Regions from separate parts of the Homo sapiens genome. Here region 1 is linked to region 2. Evidence: read pairs that join two places in POLR2A ChIA-PET (ENCODE). Cell type or tissue: OCI-LY7. All regions are shown on one strand. Each heading gives the region's core, and the rest is flanking DNA. Links, peaks and the distances in the headings are about the cores only.

Region 1 (8,334 bases), core at 120-8,119, 52 kb before region 2:
GCACATGCCTGTAATCTCAGCTACTCAAGAGGGTGAGACACAAGAATCGCTTGAACCTGGGACGTGGAGGTTGCAGTGAGCTGAGACTGCGCCACTGCACTCCAGCCTGAGCAACGGAGCAAGACTCTGTCTCAAAAATAAATAAATAAACTGTAGCAGGACAAGCTGCAGACAAAACCCCTCAGACACCAAGTTAAAGAAGGAAGGGCTTTATTCGGCCGGGAGCTTCTAAAGACTCACGTCTCTGGTTCACTTGTTTATCTGCTGACCGTCCCTCCACTATTGTCCTGTGACCCTGCCAAATCCCCTTCTGCGAGAAACACCCAACAATGTTCAATTAAAAAAAAAAAAAAAAAAGACTCACGTCTCCAACAACTGAGCTCCCCGAGTGAGCAATTCCTGTCCCTTTTAAGGGCTCAAAACTCTAAGGGGGTCTGCGTGAGACGGTCGTGATAGATTGAGCAAGCAGGGGGTACGTGACTGGGGTCTGCATGCACCGGTAATCAGAACGGAACAGAACAGGACAGGGATTTTCACGGTGCTTTTCTATATAACGCCTGTAATCTATAGATAACATAACCGATTAGGTCAGGGGTCGCTTTTCAACCAGGCCCAGGGTGTGGCGCCGGGCTGTCTGCCTGTGGATTTCATTTCTGCCTTTTAGTTTTTACTTTTTCTTTCTTTGGAGGCAGAAATTGGGCATAAGACAATATGAGGGGTGGTCTCCTCCCTTAAAACTAGTATACGCCATCTCCTATTCTCGCTTGGTGTGTAATTCCTCAAAGAATATGTGAAGGGACATGATAGCATATCCCTGGAGACAGCCAAGAAGGGCAGGGATAGCCGTTTATCTCGGACTGCTGGGATATTTACCAACCTAGAAGCCAGGGGCAGAATACTATGATTCACTGTCATTTTCTGCTCTAAGATTTGGCAATTGTCCAGTCTCAGTAATCCAGATGAGCCAATTATTCAACAGCTATCTTTCAGAATTTCTTTTTTTTTTGAGACGGAGTTTCACTCTTATTGCCCAAGCTGGAGTGCAGTGGTGCAATCTCGGCTCTCTGCAACCTCCGCCTCCCGGGTTCAAGCGATTCTCCTGCCTCAGCCTCTCCAGTAGCTGGGATTATAGGTGTGCGCCACCATGCCTGGCTAATTTTTTGTATTTTTAGTAGAAACGGGGTTTCACCATGTTAGCCAGGCTGTCTTGAACTCCAGACCTCAGGTGATCCGCCCGCCTTGGCCTTCGAAAGTGCTGGGATTACAGGCGTGAGCTACTGCGCCCGGTCTCTTTCAGAATTTCAAACTGTCTACAAAGAAGACAGTCCTGATTTTATTTTTATTTTTTGGAGACAGTGTCTCATTCTGTCACCCAGGGTGGAGTGCAGTGGTGTGACCATAGCTCACCGTACCCTTGAACTCCTGGGCTCAAGTCATCCTCCTGCCTCAGCCTCCTGAATACCTGCGACCACACGTGTACACCGCTGCATGTGGCTAATTTTTTTTTTTTTTTTTTTTTCTGAGACGGAGTCTCGCTCTGTCGCCCAGGCTGGAGTGCAGTGGCGCTATCTCGGCTCATTGCAAGCTCCACCTCCCGGGTTCATGCCCTTCTCCCGCCTCAGCCTCCCGAGTAGCTGGGACTACAGGCGCCCGCCACCACGCCCAGCTAATTTTGTTTTTGTATTTTTAGTAGAGACAGGTTTCACCGTGTTAGCCAGGATGGTCTTGATCTCCTGATCTCGTGATCCGCCTGCCTCAGCCTCCCAAAGTGCTGGGATTACAGAAGTGAGCCACCATGCCCAGCCTATTTTATTTTATTTTTGAGACGGAGTCTCGCCCTGTTGCCCAGGCTGGAGTGCAATGGCATGATTTCGGCTAAGTGCAACCTACACCTCCAGGTTCAAATGATTCTCCTGCCTCAGCCTCCCAAGTAGCTGGGATTACAGGCGCCCACGACCACGCCCAGTTAATTTTTGTATTTTTAGTAGAGACGAGGTTTCACCGTGTTGGCCAGGCTGGTCTCAAACTCCTGACCTTGTGATCTGCCTGCCTCAGACTCCCAAAGTGCTGGGATTACAGATGTGAGCCACTGCGCCCGGCCTAATTTTTGTATTTTTAGTTCGAGATGGGGTTTCACCAAGTTGGCCAGGCTGGTCTCAAACTCCTCGCCTCAAGTAATCCACCCGCCTTGGCCTCTCAAAGTCCTGGGATTATAGGCGTAAGCCACCGCGCCGGCCAGGACAGATGATCTCTAATGGCAAAGCTCTGAGATCGTGTTTGAGCTCATGATCCAAAGTCACCAAGAAGGTGTCAGCTCTAATGTTTTTCTGGGGGAGTAAATCAGAAGGGAAAGTGAATGCTCTCAGTTAAAGAAGGGGCTTGCTCCTGAGATCTTTGGGCGCTTCCTGTATTCATGGGAGTCTTCCTGTCCATTTGTTTCCTTCTTGCTCTCAAACTTAAGGCTTCAGGGCAGGAACTGGCACATGTGAGACCCAAAGCCATTCTCATGATCAGGACCTTGAATTCTGCTGAGTCCTGCCGCGGTTAGAGTCCAAGGGTTGAAGACCAGCCTTTCCCAGCGGCTGATCAGGGCCTTTTACCGGCCCAGCCCAAGCGACTACTTGGCAGTGGACTTTGTGTAATCTATTGTTAGTTGCCCCAGAAGTGCCACTTTGGCTGACACCCTCATCCACACCAGGCCCCACAGCCCACAGGGCCTGTGACCTCTGAGTCTGTCTGTCGTCAAGGGCAACTCTCCTAGAGGATTTTCCAGGCTGAGCCACTTAAGAGAGGTGTCACGAGGGCAAGCCTCACTTCTGAAAAGAATGTTGACTAGGGAAGCCTGATGGGAAGAGAAGAGGGGCATGTGGGAAGAAGCAGAGGCAATGAGTGGGGGAGGAGAGTGAGGAATTCTGGAGTTACCCAAAAGGAAGAAAAAGGCTTGAACTTACGAAATGAAACAAAGCATGGCTTCCAAGAAATCTAGTTTGGCCCAGGAAGATCCTTAAGTGAAAAATAGATTAAAATGTGGTTGGGCGCGGTGGCTCACGCCTGTCATCCCAGCACTTTGGGAGGCCGAGGTGGGCGGATCACCTGAGGTGGAGAATTCAAGACCAGCCTGGCCAACATGATGAAACCCCCATCTCTTCTAAAAATACAAAAAAATTAGCCAGACACGGTGACATGCACCTGTAATCCCAGCTACTCTGGAGGCTGAGGCAGGAGAATCTCTTGAACCCAGAAGGTGGAGGTTGCAGTGAGATGAGATCGTGCCACTGCACTCAGTCTGGGCGATAGAGCTTCGTCTCAAAATAAATAAATAAACAAAAAAAGATTAAAATGTACAGAATGTCACATCATGTTGTACACAATAAGTACATACAATTTGTTATTTGTTTTGCTTTTTATCTTTTTATTTCTTCAAAGTGGTTTTTTGTTTTGTTTTGTTTTGTTTTGTTTTTAGACAGAGTCTTGCTCTGTCGCCCAGACTGGAGTGCAGTGGCAAGATCTCAGCTCACCGCAACCTCCGTCTGCTGGGTTCAAGTGATTTTCCTGCCTCAGCCTCCTGAGTAGCTAGGACAACAGGCACATACCACCACTCCCAGCTAATTTTTGTATTTTTAGTAGAGACGGGGTTTCACCATATTGGCCAGGCTGGTCTCGAACTCCTGACCTCATGATCTGCCCGCCTCAGCCTCCCAAAGTGCTGGGATTACAGCTGTGAGCCACCACGCCCGGCCTTGTCATAATTTTTAATGACTGTAAGATATTTGATTATGTGAATGTACTATACATATATATGTATATGTGTGTGTGTGTGTATACACATATATGTATATATAGTAGGAGTTTTGCTCTTATTGCCCGGGCTGGAGTGCAATGGCACGATCTCGGCTCACAGCAACCTCTGCCTCCCGGGTTCAAGCGAATCTCTTTCTTCAGCCTCCTGAGTAGCTGGGATTACAGGTATGCACCACCATGCCTGGCTTATTTTGTAATTTTAGTAGACACGAGGTTTCTCCATGTTGGTCAGGCTGGTCTCAAACTCTCAACCTCAGGTGATCTGCCTGCCTTGGCCTCCCAAAGTGCTGGGATTACAGGTGTGAGCCACTGTGCCTGGCCGGAAGTACTATTTTTAACAATCTTCTGTTGCTAGATATTTAAATCATGTCTATTTTCAACTATTATAAACATGCTTCTTTAAACTTCCTGGCATATATATATATCTTTGCACATCTGTCCAATTATTGCCTTCAGATGAATTCCTAAAAGTAGAGGTGCTAGGTTAAATTTTTTTTATGCATATTGACATACTGACCACTTTTCCTACAGAAAGATTGTACCAATTTATTTTCCACCACCATGACTCATGCCTCATCCCCCTTTAAGTTAACAGCTTTGGTACTTTTTGTATTAAGACCATGGCTGGCTGGGCGCTGTGGCTCCTGCCTGTAATCCCAGCATTTTGGGAGGCTGAAGTGGGAGAATCACTTGAGGTCAGCAGTTTGAGACAAGCCTGGCCCACATCTTGAGATCCTGTATTTACAAAAAGTTTAAAAATTAGCTCAGCTTGGCGGCCTCTGCCTATAGCCCCAGTTACTCAGGAGGCTCAGGTGGGAGGATCACCTGTGCTCAGGAGTTCCAGGTTGCAGTAAGCTATGATGGCACCACTGCACTTCAGCCCCTAGGGGACAGAGCTCCTCCTCAGCCTCCGGAAGAGCTGGGACTACAGGCGCCCGCCACCACGCCCGGCTAATTTTTTTTTTTTTTTGTATTTTTAGTAGAGACGGGGTTTCACCATGTTAGCCAGGATGGTCTCTATCTCCTGACCTCGTGATCCGCCTGCCTCAGCCTCCCAAAGTGCTGGGATTATAGGCGTGAACCACCGACCTTTCTTTTTTAACATCATAATTGCATAAGTTTTATCCTTTGGCTCAGCAATTCTACTCATGGGAAAAATTTTAAAGAAAATATCCGGATTACATGCACAAAAAGAGTTTATGCTGAGGCTCACTGCAAATTGTAATCACTTTGTATATGATTATATACACATAAAGAGTTCATACAGGCGTGGTGGCTCAAACCTGTAATCCCAGCACTTTGGGAGGCTAAGGCAGGTGGATTGCTTGAGGTCAGTAGTTCGAGACCAGCCTGACCAACATGGTGAGACCCCGTCTCTACTAAAAAAAAGTACAAAATTAGCCGGGCGTGGTGGCTCACGACTGTAATCCCACCTACTTGGGGAGGCTGAGGCAGGAGAATCACTTGAACCCAGGAGGCAGAGGTTGTAGTGAGCCAAGATGGCGCCACTGCACTCCAGCCTGGGCAACAAGGGTGAAACTCCATCTCAAAAAACAAAACAAAACAAAAAAAACAAACAGTTTATGCCGATAGACTAGATTTTTTTCTGGCTGTCTGAGCAAGCCAATTGCTTTGGACAATCATCACTGTGTCCGGGTGGATTGGAAAGGGCGCCCTTAATTGTCTGAGTCTGTGCTCCAACTTTCTTACTGAGGGAGGAGGGGCGGGTGATGACTTGCAGCTCTGCGGACGGCACAAACCACCGTTGTTCAGACACCCACAGTCTGCACCCTTCTCCTTTTTCACAGGGGGAACCACCTGCCTATGCTGCTGTCTTTACCATCAGCCTCCCCAGCCTCACTTTACCTTCCTCAATGACATCAGGTCTTGGCTCATACACAGCTCTCTGCTCCACCCTGTCTGCCAAAGGTCACTGGTGACATGTGCCCAGATAATTTTGCTGCATTATTTATGAGGCAGGATAATAATTTAAGATGATAACGAGTTTCTTCTTTCCCTTTCTCAAAATCCCTTTTAATCCAAGGCCACCATCCCTCCTAGGATAGAACCAGATAAAAAAAGTCAACAACATCTTGGTTTTTAAACTCACAAGCTGTGCATTCAAGAGTGAGACCAAAAGACTCAGGAAGAGGAGAAACAATTCTCCGCACCTCCGCTCCAGATAAGGTTTCATTAGAGAGGGAAGACAGGTGGGGCATTGGAAGAGGAAGCGAAAGAACAGGAACTGCGCACCCAGCCCCATCTGAAGTTCAATAAACCTCTTTTAAGTGGATTGAAAAGATCTTGATTCCTGGGGAAGCCCCAGGAGGGCAGTAAGCCCCAGAGGCAGATCTCCTACCATGATGGCATGGACACTGTGGAATAGAAATGGTAGCTTGGCATGTCTAGGCTTGAGATTAGAAACAGATTCTTGGCCGGGCACAGTGGCTCACGCCTGTAATTCCAGCACTTTGGGAGACCGAGGCAGGTGGATCACGAGATCAGGAGTTCGAGACCAGCCTGGCCAACATGGTGAAACCCCGTCTCTACTAAAAAATACAAAAATTAGTTGGGCATGGTGGCAGGTGCCTGTAATCCCAGCTACTGGGGAGGCTGAGGCAGGAGGATCACTTGAACCCAGGAGGCAGAGGTTGCAGTGAGCCAAGATCATGTCATGGCACTCCAGCCTGGGCGACAGAGCAAGACTCTGTCTCAAAACAAAAACAAAAAGAAACAGGTTCTTCCAGCTTCTACATTCTACTTCTTTAGAGAGGGGCGATCTCATGGCTGTGATAAGAGAATGCCACATGGATGGATGAGGATGTGGCTACACAGCAGGTTATCCACACTCAAGGCAGATCCTTCCTGCCTCCCACTCACACATTCCCTCAATGCTGCCTTCCTACCTTCTTCTACCCCAGCCTGAGACAGACAGGGATGGCTCACCTGGTATACCTGGAACAGGAGACCACCATGGAACGAGGCTGACAAAGATCAAGAAGCCTCCCCATTGGCTCTTTGGTGACATTTACATAACTCCCTCAGCAACAGAGTGGTGAGGACTTGAGAACAGCAGAATCTGATTAAGACAGTTTACCTGGGCCGAGCACGGTGGCTCACACCTGTAATCCCAGCACTTTGGGAGGCTGAGGTGCCTGTAGTCCCAGCTACTCGGGAGGCTGAGGCACGAGAATGGCATGAACCCAGGAGGCGGAGCTTGCAGTGAGCCGACATCGCACCACTGCACTCCAGCCTGGGTGACAGAGCGAGACTCCATCTCAAAAAAAAAAAAAAAAAAAAAAATATATATATATACACACACACACACACACACACACACACACACACACACAAACACTGAGTTTACTTGGAAGTGACTTGATTATGTTCTTTGCTTCCAGAGACCTGGGGCTTAAGAAAGACATTTAGTTCAGTTATAGAAAAATAAAGTCCATGCAACTGTGAAATTTGAGTCTCCTTTGATGACAGTGAACAAATGGAAAAGCGGGGATCCAACAATAACCCTGCAGTATTAAGCAAGGTTTTTTGTTGTTGTTGTTTTCTTTGAGACGAGGTCTCACTCTGTCGCTCAGGCTGGACTGCAGCGGCACCATCTCAGATGACTGCAGCCCTGAGGCTTCCCAGGCTGAAGCGATTCTCCTGCCTCAGCCTCCTGAGTAGCTGGGACTACAGGCATGTGCCACCACGCCTAGCTAATTTTTGTATGTTTTGTAGAGACAGGGTTTTGCTATGCTGCCCAGGTTGGTCTCAACCTCCTGGGCTCAAGTGATCTGCCTGTCTCAACCTCCCAAAGTGCTGGGATTACAGGCATGAGCCATTGTGCCCGGCCTATGCAAGTATTTAATATTTACAAATACTACACACTAACATAGAAATCTTTATGATACAGTGTTATGTGAAAAAGCAGGACGTGTGTGCCCTTATAAATTACAACAATGTTTGTCTTTTTTTTTTTGAGATGGAGTCTTTCTCTGTCTTCCAGACTAGAGTGCAGTGGCACGATCTCGGCTCACTGTAACCTCTGCCTCCCAGGTTCAAGCGATTCTCCTGCCTCTGCCTCCTGAGTAGCTAGGATTATAGGCGCCCACCACCATGCCCGGCTAATGTTTGTATTTTTAGTAGAGACTGGGTTTCCGCATGTTGGCCAGGCTGTTCTTGAACTCCTGACCTCAAGTGATCTGCCTGCTTGGGCCTCCCAAAGTGCTGGGATTACAGGCATGAGACTGCACACGGCCTAAATTATGACAATGTTTAGAAGAGGCTGGGCATGGTGGCTCGTGCCTGTAATCCCAACACTTTAGGAGACCAAGGTGGGAGGATCACTTGAGCCAAGAAGTTTGAGACCAACCTAGGTAACAGAGCAAGACCCCGTCTCTACAAAAAAAGAAAAAAAAAACAGCTGGGCATGGTGGCACACACCTGTAGTCCCAGCTACTCAGGAGGTTAAGATGGGAGAACCACTTGAGCCCAGGAGTTCAAGGCTGCAGTGAGCTATGATGACACCACTATACT
Region 2 (8,334 bases), core at 277-8,276:
GACCCATCTCTAAAAAACACTGTTTGACGTAATTTGGAACTTTTTTTTAAATATTTCTAACTAAGTAGACAGAAATATACAGAGAAGAGTGAACTTAGGGACTTTGAGAGGATCCATGAATGCCTTGAACACAATTAGATAAAAATACTATTTGTGTAGGATGTTTTTTCTTTTTTTTTGTTTTGTTTTGTGTGTGTGTGTGTGCATGTGTGTTTTGAGACAGAGTCGCTCTGTCACCCTGGCTGCTGGAGTGCAGTGGTGTGGTCTCAGGTCACTGCAACCTCCAGCTCCCAGGTACAAGCAATTCTCCTGCCTCAGCCTCCTGAGTAGCTGGGATTACAGGTGTGCACTGCCACGCCCAAATAATTTTTGTATTTTTTAGTAGAGACAAGGTTTTGCCATGTTGGCCAGGCTGATCTCAAACTGCTGACCTCAAGTGACCCGCCTGCCTCGGCCTCCCAAAGTGCTGGGATTACAGGCGTGAGCCACCGCGCCCGGCCGGTCTTCACTTTTAATTCTAGTTCTCTTGCTATTTTCAGCACATCTGCAGTTACTTCCCATGCTGAAGTCTTGAGCCCGTCAGACTCACCTATGAGGGTTGAAATAATCTTTTTCTTTTTTTTTTTTTTTTTGAGACAGAGTCTTTCTCTGTCACCCAGGCTGGGGTGCAGTGGCCGGATCTCAGCTCACTGCAGCCTCCACCTCCTGGGTTCAAGGGATTCTTCTGCCTCAGCCTCCTGGCTAGCTGGGATTACAGGTGCGCACAACCACACCTGGCTAATTTTTGTATTTTTAGTAGAGACAGTGTTTCACCATGTTAGCCAGGCTGGTCTCGAACTCCTGACCTCGTGATCCGCCCACCTTGGCCTCTCAAAGTGCTGGGATTACAGGCGTGAGCCACCGCACCCAGCCGAAATCATCTTTTTCATATTCGATTAATGTTGATAATGACCTCCTCTCATCAATCCCAAATGTTCTTTTATTTTTTGTGTTTTTGAGACAGGGTCTCACTCTGTTGCCCAGGCTAGAGTGCAGTGGTATAATTGTGGCTCACAGTAGCCTCAACCTCCCCGGGCTCAGGTGATCCTCTTACCTCAGCCTCCCAAGTAGCTGGGACTGGGTGTGTGCTGCCACACCCAGCTAATTTTTTGTCGTTGTTGTTTCACCCCATCTGGTCTTGAACTCCTGGGCTCAAGTGATTTGCCTCTCTCGACCTCTGAAAGTATTGGGATTACAGGCATGAGCCACCATGCCTGGCCAATCCTGAATGTTTTTAATGGCATCTAGAATGCTGAATCTTTTCCAGAAGGTTTTCAATTTACTTTGCCTAGATCTGTCTGAGGAATCACTATCTATGGCCTTAAAATGTTTCTTAAATAATAAGATGTGCAACCTCCGGCTCCCGGGTTCAAACGATTCCTCTGCCTCAGCCTCTCGAGTATCTGGGACTACAGGTGCACGCCACCATGCCTGGCTGTTTTTTTGTATTTTAGTAGAGATGGGGTTTCACCATGTTGGCCAGGATGGTCTCGATCTCCTGACCTCATGATTCGCCTGCCTCAGCCTCCCAAAGTGCTAGGATTACAGGCGTGAGCAACCACGCCCGGCCTTGTTTTTCTTTTTTAGAGAGAGGGTTCCTGTTGCCCAGGCTGGAGTGCAGTGGTAGGATTATAGCTCATTGTAGCCTCAAATTCCTGGGCTCAAGCAATCCTCCTACCTCAGTCTCCTGAGTCACTAAAACAAAAACAAACATACACACACAAAAAAACAAAAAACAAAGACCACTGATCATAAATCACCACAACAAAGTTTGAAATATTGTGAGAGTTACTGACATGTGGCATAGAGACATAAAGTGGGCACGTGCTATTAGAAAAATGGCACCAATACACTTGCTAGATGTAAGATTGCCACAAACATTTGATTTGCTAAAAATACAATGTATATCCCATATACCCCCTAAATATATATACCTACCATGTACCCACAAAAATTAGTAAATCTTGACTGGGCACAGTGGCTCACGCCTGTAATCCCAGCACTTTGGGAGGCCAAGGTGGGTGGATCACTTGAGGCCAGGAGTTTGAGACCAGCCTGGCCAACATGGAGAAACCCCATCTCTACTAAAAATACAAAAATTAACCTCCCAGCGACTCGGGAGGCTGAGGCATGAGGATCACTTGAACCCAGGAGATAGAGGTTACGGTGAGCCAAGATTGCACCACTGCACTCCAGCCAGGGCAACAGAGCGAGACTCTGTCAAAAACAAAAAGAAAAGAAATTAAAAGTAATCTTTAAAAAGTTTTTTAAAAAGACTTGTTACAGGGAAGAAGAAATGTGTCTGTGAGGCGATGGGAAGAGGATACGGCAGTCTTGAGGAGAACTTCCTTGTTTTTCTTTTAGAGATGAGAGCAATGTGAGCCTATTTATAGTTGCAACCTCGCATGGTTCGCAGGAACCTGTGGTAGACATAGGAGAGTCTACCTTGGTGTAAATGACCTGGCAGCTCCCAGAAATCTTCCCCCTTCCTGCTTAGGTAGGAGTTGTTGATGATTGTCTGCACTGGTAGAATGTTCTTCATTTTTACAATGGTTTTTTTTTTTTTTTTGAGACAGAGTCTCACAGCGTCACCCAGACTGGAGTGCAGTGGCCCAATCTCGGCTCACTGCAACCTCCACCACCTGAGCTCAAGCAATTCATGTGCCTCAGTCTCCTGAGTAGCTGGAATTATAGGCATGTGCCACTACAGCTGGCTAATTTTTGTATTTTTAGTAGAGATGGGGTTTTACCATGTTGGTTAGGCTGGTCTCGAACTCCTGACGTCAAGTGATCCGCCCGCTTTGGCCTCCCAAAGTGCTGGGATTACAGGTGTGAGCCACAGCGCCCAGCCTACAATGGCTTTGTATTTAATTCTGTCAGTTGTATTAAAGAAGAATTACTGGGCTGGGTGTGGTGGCTGCCTGTAATTCCAGCACTTTGGGAGGCCAAGGCGGGCGGATCATGAGGTCAGGAGATCAAGACTATCCTGGCTAACACAGTGAAACCCCATCTCTACTAAAAATACAAAAAAATTAGCCGGGCGTGGTGGCACGCACCTCTAATCCCAGCTACTCAGGAGGCTGAGGCAGGAGAATGGCATGAACCCGGGAGGCGGAGCTTGCAGTGAGCTGAAATTGTCTCAAAAAAAAAAAAAAAAAGAAGAATCACCAAAATATAAACTCAACTAATGATGGAAAAGAAATGTCACACAAAACATTAGACCTTCAGTGGGTCAGAGTGTCACTTATTTGCTTAACTCCTAAGTGGTCTCTTAAGGGAATCAGGGGTGTTTTGGAAAGGGGACATTTCTAAGTTAGTCTTGTTAAGTATCAGTCTTGAGGGTGCCAGTTCCAGCTGTGTTTTTTTTGTTGTTTTTTTTTTTTTTTTTTTGAGACGGAGTCTTGCTCTGTTGCCCAGGCTGGAGTGCAGTGGCGTGTTCTTGGCTCACTGCAACCTCTGCCTCCTGGGGTTCAAGCAATTCTCCTGCCTCAGCGTCCTGAGTTGCTGGGATTATAGGTGCCAACCACCACACCTGGCTAATTTTTTTATTTTTTATTTTTAGTAGAGACGGGGTTTCACCATGTTGGCCAGGCTGGTCTCAAACTCCTGACCTCTTGATCCACCTGCCTCAGCCTCCCAAAGTGCTGGGATTACAGGTGTGAGCCACTGTGGCCGGCCTTAGCTGTGAGATTTTATGTAATTTTCTTAGCTTTACTGAGACTGAATCTTCTCACCTGAAAAGGAGGGATGAGAGGACATCCTCATGAAGGTTAGCAGTTGTGTAGAATGACTAGCATTCTATGGACACTGAGTTCATGGTAGGTGCTCATATTGTTGTTAAGCCTGGTATAAGTAAGGTGGCAAGGATTGCTACTCTGATATCTTATTTTTCTCCCCTGCATGTCACTGCTTTGTTATAATCATATCTGACCATTGCAATTAGATTTTAGTTTGTGTTTTTTCACAATAATCAGTTCCATAGGGACAGCCTACAATTTAGTTCAGCACTGTCAGTTCAGCTTGAATAGAATGTGACACTTAACCGATTTGTTTTTATTTATTTATTTGTTTATTTTTGAGACGGAGTCTTGCTCTGTCGCCCAGGCTGGAGTGCAGTGGCGCAATCTCGGCTCACTGCAAGCTCCGCCTCCCAGGTTCACGCCATTCTCCTACCTCAGCCTCCCGAGTAGCTGGGACTACAGGCACCCGCCACCACGCCCGGCTAATTTTTTGTATTTTTAGTAGAGACAGGGTTTCACCGTGTTAGCCAGGATGGTCTCGATCTCCTGACCTCGTGATCCGTCAGCCTTGGCCTCCTAAAGTGCTGGGGTTACAGGCGTGAGCCACCGCGCCCAGCCCTATTTGTTTTTATTTTTATTTATTTTAACTGATTTTTTTTTTTTTTTTTTTTGTGAGACGGTGTCTCGCTCTGTCGCCCAGGCTGGAGTGCAGTGGCGCGATCTCGGCTCACTGCAAGCTCTGCCTCCCAGGTTCATGCCATTCTCCTGCCTCAGCCTCCGGAGTAGCTGGAACTACAGGCTCCCACCACCACGCCTGGCTAATTTTTTGTATTTTTAATAGAGACGGGGTTTCACCGTGTTAGCCAGGATGGTCTCCATCTCCTGACCTCGTGATTCACCCGCCTTGGCCTCCCAACGTGCTGACATTACAGGTGTGAGCCACCGTGCCCGGCCAACTGATTTGTTTTTAAACCAAAGACCTAGCATGGAAGGGCTTTATCATGCTGGGTAGACTGTACCATTTTTAGCACCTCAGTGACCATCTAAAGACTAGAAACCAACCTTGGAGTAACACTGGGAGGCTTTTGGCTTTTGTTTTTGTTGCATCAGGTTCAGCTTCTACAGGATTAGAATGATTGTTATTTTAACAATGGATTACAGAAATGTGTCTGTTCAAAATCCATCTGTAATGGTAATACTGTATTCATCAGTGGTAGAGCAGGAGTCATTCTGGGGAAATCGGCCATGAGCCTGTTGACAATAGGCTATTTTGGGAAGCTGAATGTGTTAAACAAACAACAAAGACTGAAAATGAATAAACTGCTGATTTTCACGTGAGAGCTAATTTTAGTTCCTGGGCCTCCCTGTGATCTCTGAAATGAGAATGAGAAAAGATCTTGCCTGTCTGTGTTCAGGTTTTTTGAATGTCCCAGAGTGCTAACGTGACCTAGATTCTTAACTAGTGAAGTCGAGTGACTTGACTTTGCCCAACAAAAGTATTTTTGACACTCAGACTAGTGTCTGGATCTTTTCAGAAAAGAAAATAAACAACAAAGTCTAACAATCAGCTCTTCATTGGTGTTCACTTTATTTCCTTCCATGAAACTAGCCTCAGCTTAATGTCTTGTACTTTTTTAGGATATAGTTCCTTGTGAATAAATTGTGTGCTCTAGTTCATCATTTTGTAAGTTGAATATATATATATATTTGAATAACAAGAATTGTTTATGTAAGCAACAACTTTCTTTGAAGGCCCTTGGAAAACATTAATTACATTGTTCTCTTGCCCAAAATGTCTCTTGAAGCTTTATGATGAGCCCTACAGCTGCAGCACTATCTTTTGGTGATTGCTGTCACTGTGTTACAGAGAGCAGATATTCTAGAACCAAGGACCTGTTTTCTGGTTTTCAAAAAAGGAATTATTTTTTACTATACAGACATTATAGACCCCTTAATGGGAAAATTAGAGAAATATATTTTTCCTAACTACATTTATAATGGTAATGTCACATACATACAAAAAGTCAGTTCTTTCACCCTAAAAGATGAAATTAGTCCGTAATCTCATCTTTCTAAGCCCTTGTCTTTATTCATACGTAGGAATTTTTGTGGTTGTAGTTGTAGTTACATACAATCATTCGTCGTCTTCTCCCCCATTTGACATTATACTGTAAGCATTTTGCATAAAGTTACAAAAGCTGTAATACATCCCCCCAAGCGAGTACAGTGCAGTCATTAAAAAGAATAAGACTGGGCTGATCCACATACACTTGTATGAAGAGAGTTTACATATTTAGTTAAAAAAAAAGTGGAATTATGTAATTAAATGTGTTTAGATAATACAGAAATGTGAGGTGAAGGAAGTCTCCACCCGACGCATCTACCCACCTGCGTGCATATCGAGTCCCTACTTACCTTCCAGACTTTTCCTCTGCATCTGTTTATACAGGGTCTTTTTGTTTTGTTTTTACAAGAATGCAATCAGAATGTACATATATACTTCTACTCAACTTCTTTTTCAAACGTAATATATTGAGGAACGCTCTTCATACAAGTATATGTAGATCAGCCTAATCTTATTCTTTGTAATAACTGTATAGGATTTTCTTGCATGGTTATATTATAGCTTATTTAGCCAATTCCATACTGATTACTTTTAGGTTGTTCCTAAATTTTCTGTAGTACAAAACTTAAATTTAACAGTTCCTCTTTTATCACTGGACTTATTTTTCTTTCTTTTTAAGCTTCACTGAATTTAGGGTAAGTCACTGGGCATTGCTAGGAAATCGCAGTATTCGTTTTTTTTTTTTTTTTTGAGTCTCGCTCTGTCATCCAGGCTGGAGTGCAGTGGCGTGATCTTGGCTCACTGCAACCTCCACCTCTCAGGTTCAAGCGATTCTCCTGCCTCAGCCTCCTTAGTAGCTGGGGTTACAGGCACGTGCCACCACGCCCAGCTAATTTTTTTTGCATTTTTAGTAGAGACGGGATTTCACCGTCTCTATTAAATGGCGATTACAGTTGCCTGCCACCACGCTCGGCTAATTTTTGTACTTTTAGTGGAGACGGGGTTTCACCGTGTTGGCCAGGCTGCTCTCAAACTCCTGACGTCAGGTGACCTGCCTGCCTCGGCCTACCAAAGTGCTGGGATTACAGATGTGAGCCACTGCGCCCGGCCGAAATCACAGTATTCTTAACTATGCCTGGAAAGGGCAAAGAGGTGTTTGGATGACTAGATTTTTCTTTTCTGTTAGTTGCTCTTTAGTTAGCATAGGAATGGCATTTAAAAGATCAGCCTGAAGGCCTGGCTTCAAGCTGCTTTATGCTTGTAATCACAACATTTTGGGAAGCTATTGCTTGAGGCCAGGAGTTCAAGATCAGCCTGGTCAATATAGTGAGACCCCTTCTCTACAAAAAATAAAAAAAAATAAAAAAAAAAGAATGAAAAGTTTAGCTTGATTGATCGAGGTACAATTTTTTATTTTGCCAGTAGGATTTTGGATTCTTTGGTTAACTTAGGGTTATCAGTAATGGTTGTTTCCATTGTTTCAGGATCTGTGTTTTTGTATATTACTATCTAATTGCTTATTTGACCCATGAGAGTGTTTAAAAAGTGGACATTTTCTTCAATAAGTCTTCTGTATCAGAGAGTTGAAAAGTGGGAAGGATGTCAGTACAGTACGCGAATAATAATTTAAGGCCACTTAATTTTTTTTATTGTTGTGAGAAACGCAACGTAGAATGTCCCATCTTAATCCAGTTTAAGTGTACAGTGTGTTAACCCTGTGCTTGTTGTTGTGCAGATTTCTAGAACCTTTTCATGAGTTAGACTACTTTAGATACCTTTACCTTAAAGTAGAATCATGCAGTATTTGTTGTTTTTGACTCGCTTATTTCACTTAGCTTGATATCCTCAAAGACTTATCCATGTTCTAGCACGTGACAGGATTTCCTTTTTTTTGTTTTTTTTAATTTGTTTTTTTGGTGGGTGGGGAACGGAGTCTTGCTCTGTTGCCCAGGCTGGAGTGCAGTGGCACTATCTCTGCTCACTGCAACCTATCCGCCTCCCGGGTTGAAGCGATTCTCCTGCCTCAGCCTCCCGAGTAGCTGGGATCATAAGCGCCCACCACCAAGCCTGGCTAATTTTTGTATTTCTAGTAGAGATGGGGTTTCACCATATTGGCCAGGCTGGTCTCAAACTCCTGACCTCAGGTGATCTGCCCACCTCAGCCTCCCAAAGTGTTGGGATTACAGGCGTGAGCCACTGCGCCGGGCTGGGATTTCCTTCTTTTTAAAGGCAGAATAGTATTCCATTTTGTGTATATACCACATTTGCTTTATCTGTTAATCTGTCAGTGGACCTTTAGGTTGCTTTCACCTCTTGGCTGTTGGGGTTAATGCTGCAGTAAATATGGGTGTGCAGATATCTTTTTGAGGTCCTGTTTTCAAATCTTTTGAGGTTTTTTTCATTTTTTAGAGTTGAAATTGTCTATATTTAAGGTGTACTGCATGATTTTTATTTTATTTTATTTATTTTATTTTATTTGAGACTGGGTCT

What was found. ChIA-PET counts read pairs that join two places held together with the same protein. Peaks named below come from ENCODE experiments on the same cell type or tissue, not always from the same donor. Only the 100,000 strongest peaks of a DNase experiment are listed, where the experiment ranks them.
Region 1: POLR2A ChIA-PET joins it to region 2 with 5 read pairs; 5 of 35 experiments call an interaction of 5 or more read pairs at or near these places.

The regions. Positions count from the first base shown.
Region 1 is chr17:2,539,949-2,548,282 of GRCh38, reverse strand. No RefSeq gene overlaps it. Among named protein-coding and RNA genes, the nearest start is that of METTL16, 32 kb to the right of the region's middle. In OCI-LY7, for the core only: CTCF peaks have their summits at 4,460 and 4,660; DNase peaks (open chromatin) are centred at 4,162, 4,676 and 5,632; H3K4me3 peaks cover 1,383 bases; H3K27ac peaks cover 1,791 bases.
Region 2 is chr17:2,487,993-2,496,326 of GRCh38, reverse strand. The region is part of intron 2 of METTL16 (methyltransferase 16, RNA N6-adenosine); the gene reads left to right. Among named protein-coding and RNA genes, the nearest start is that of METTL16, 20 kb to the left of the region's middle. RefSeq lists enhancers at 403-903, 5,161-5,230 and a silencer at 6,890-6,989. In OCI-LY7, for the core only: no CTCF peak of the experiment used is centred there; DNase peaks (open chromatin) are centred at 5,106 and 6,806; H3K4me3 peaks cover 2,701 bases; H3K27ac peaks cover 3,690 bases.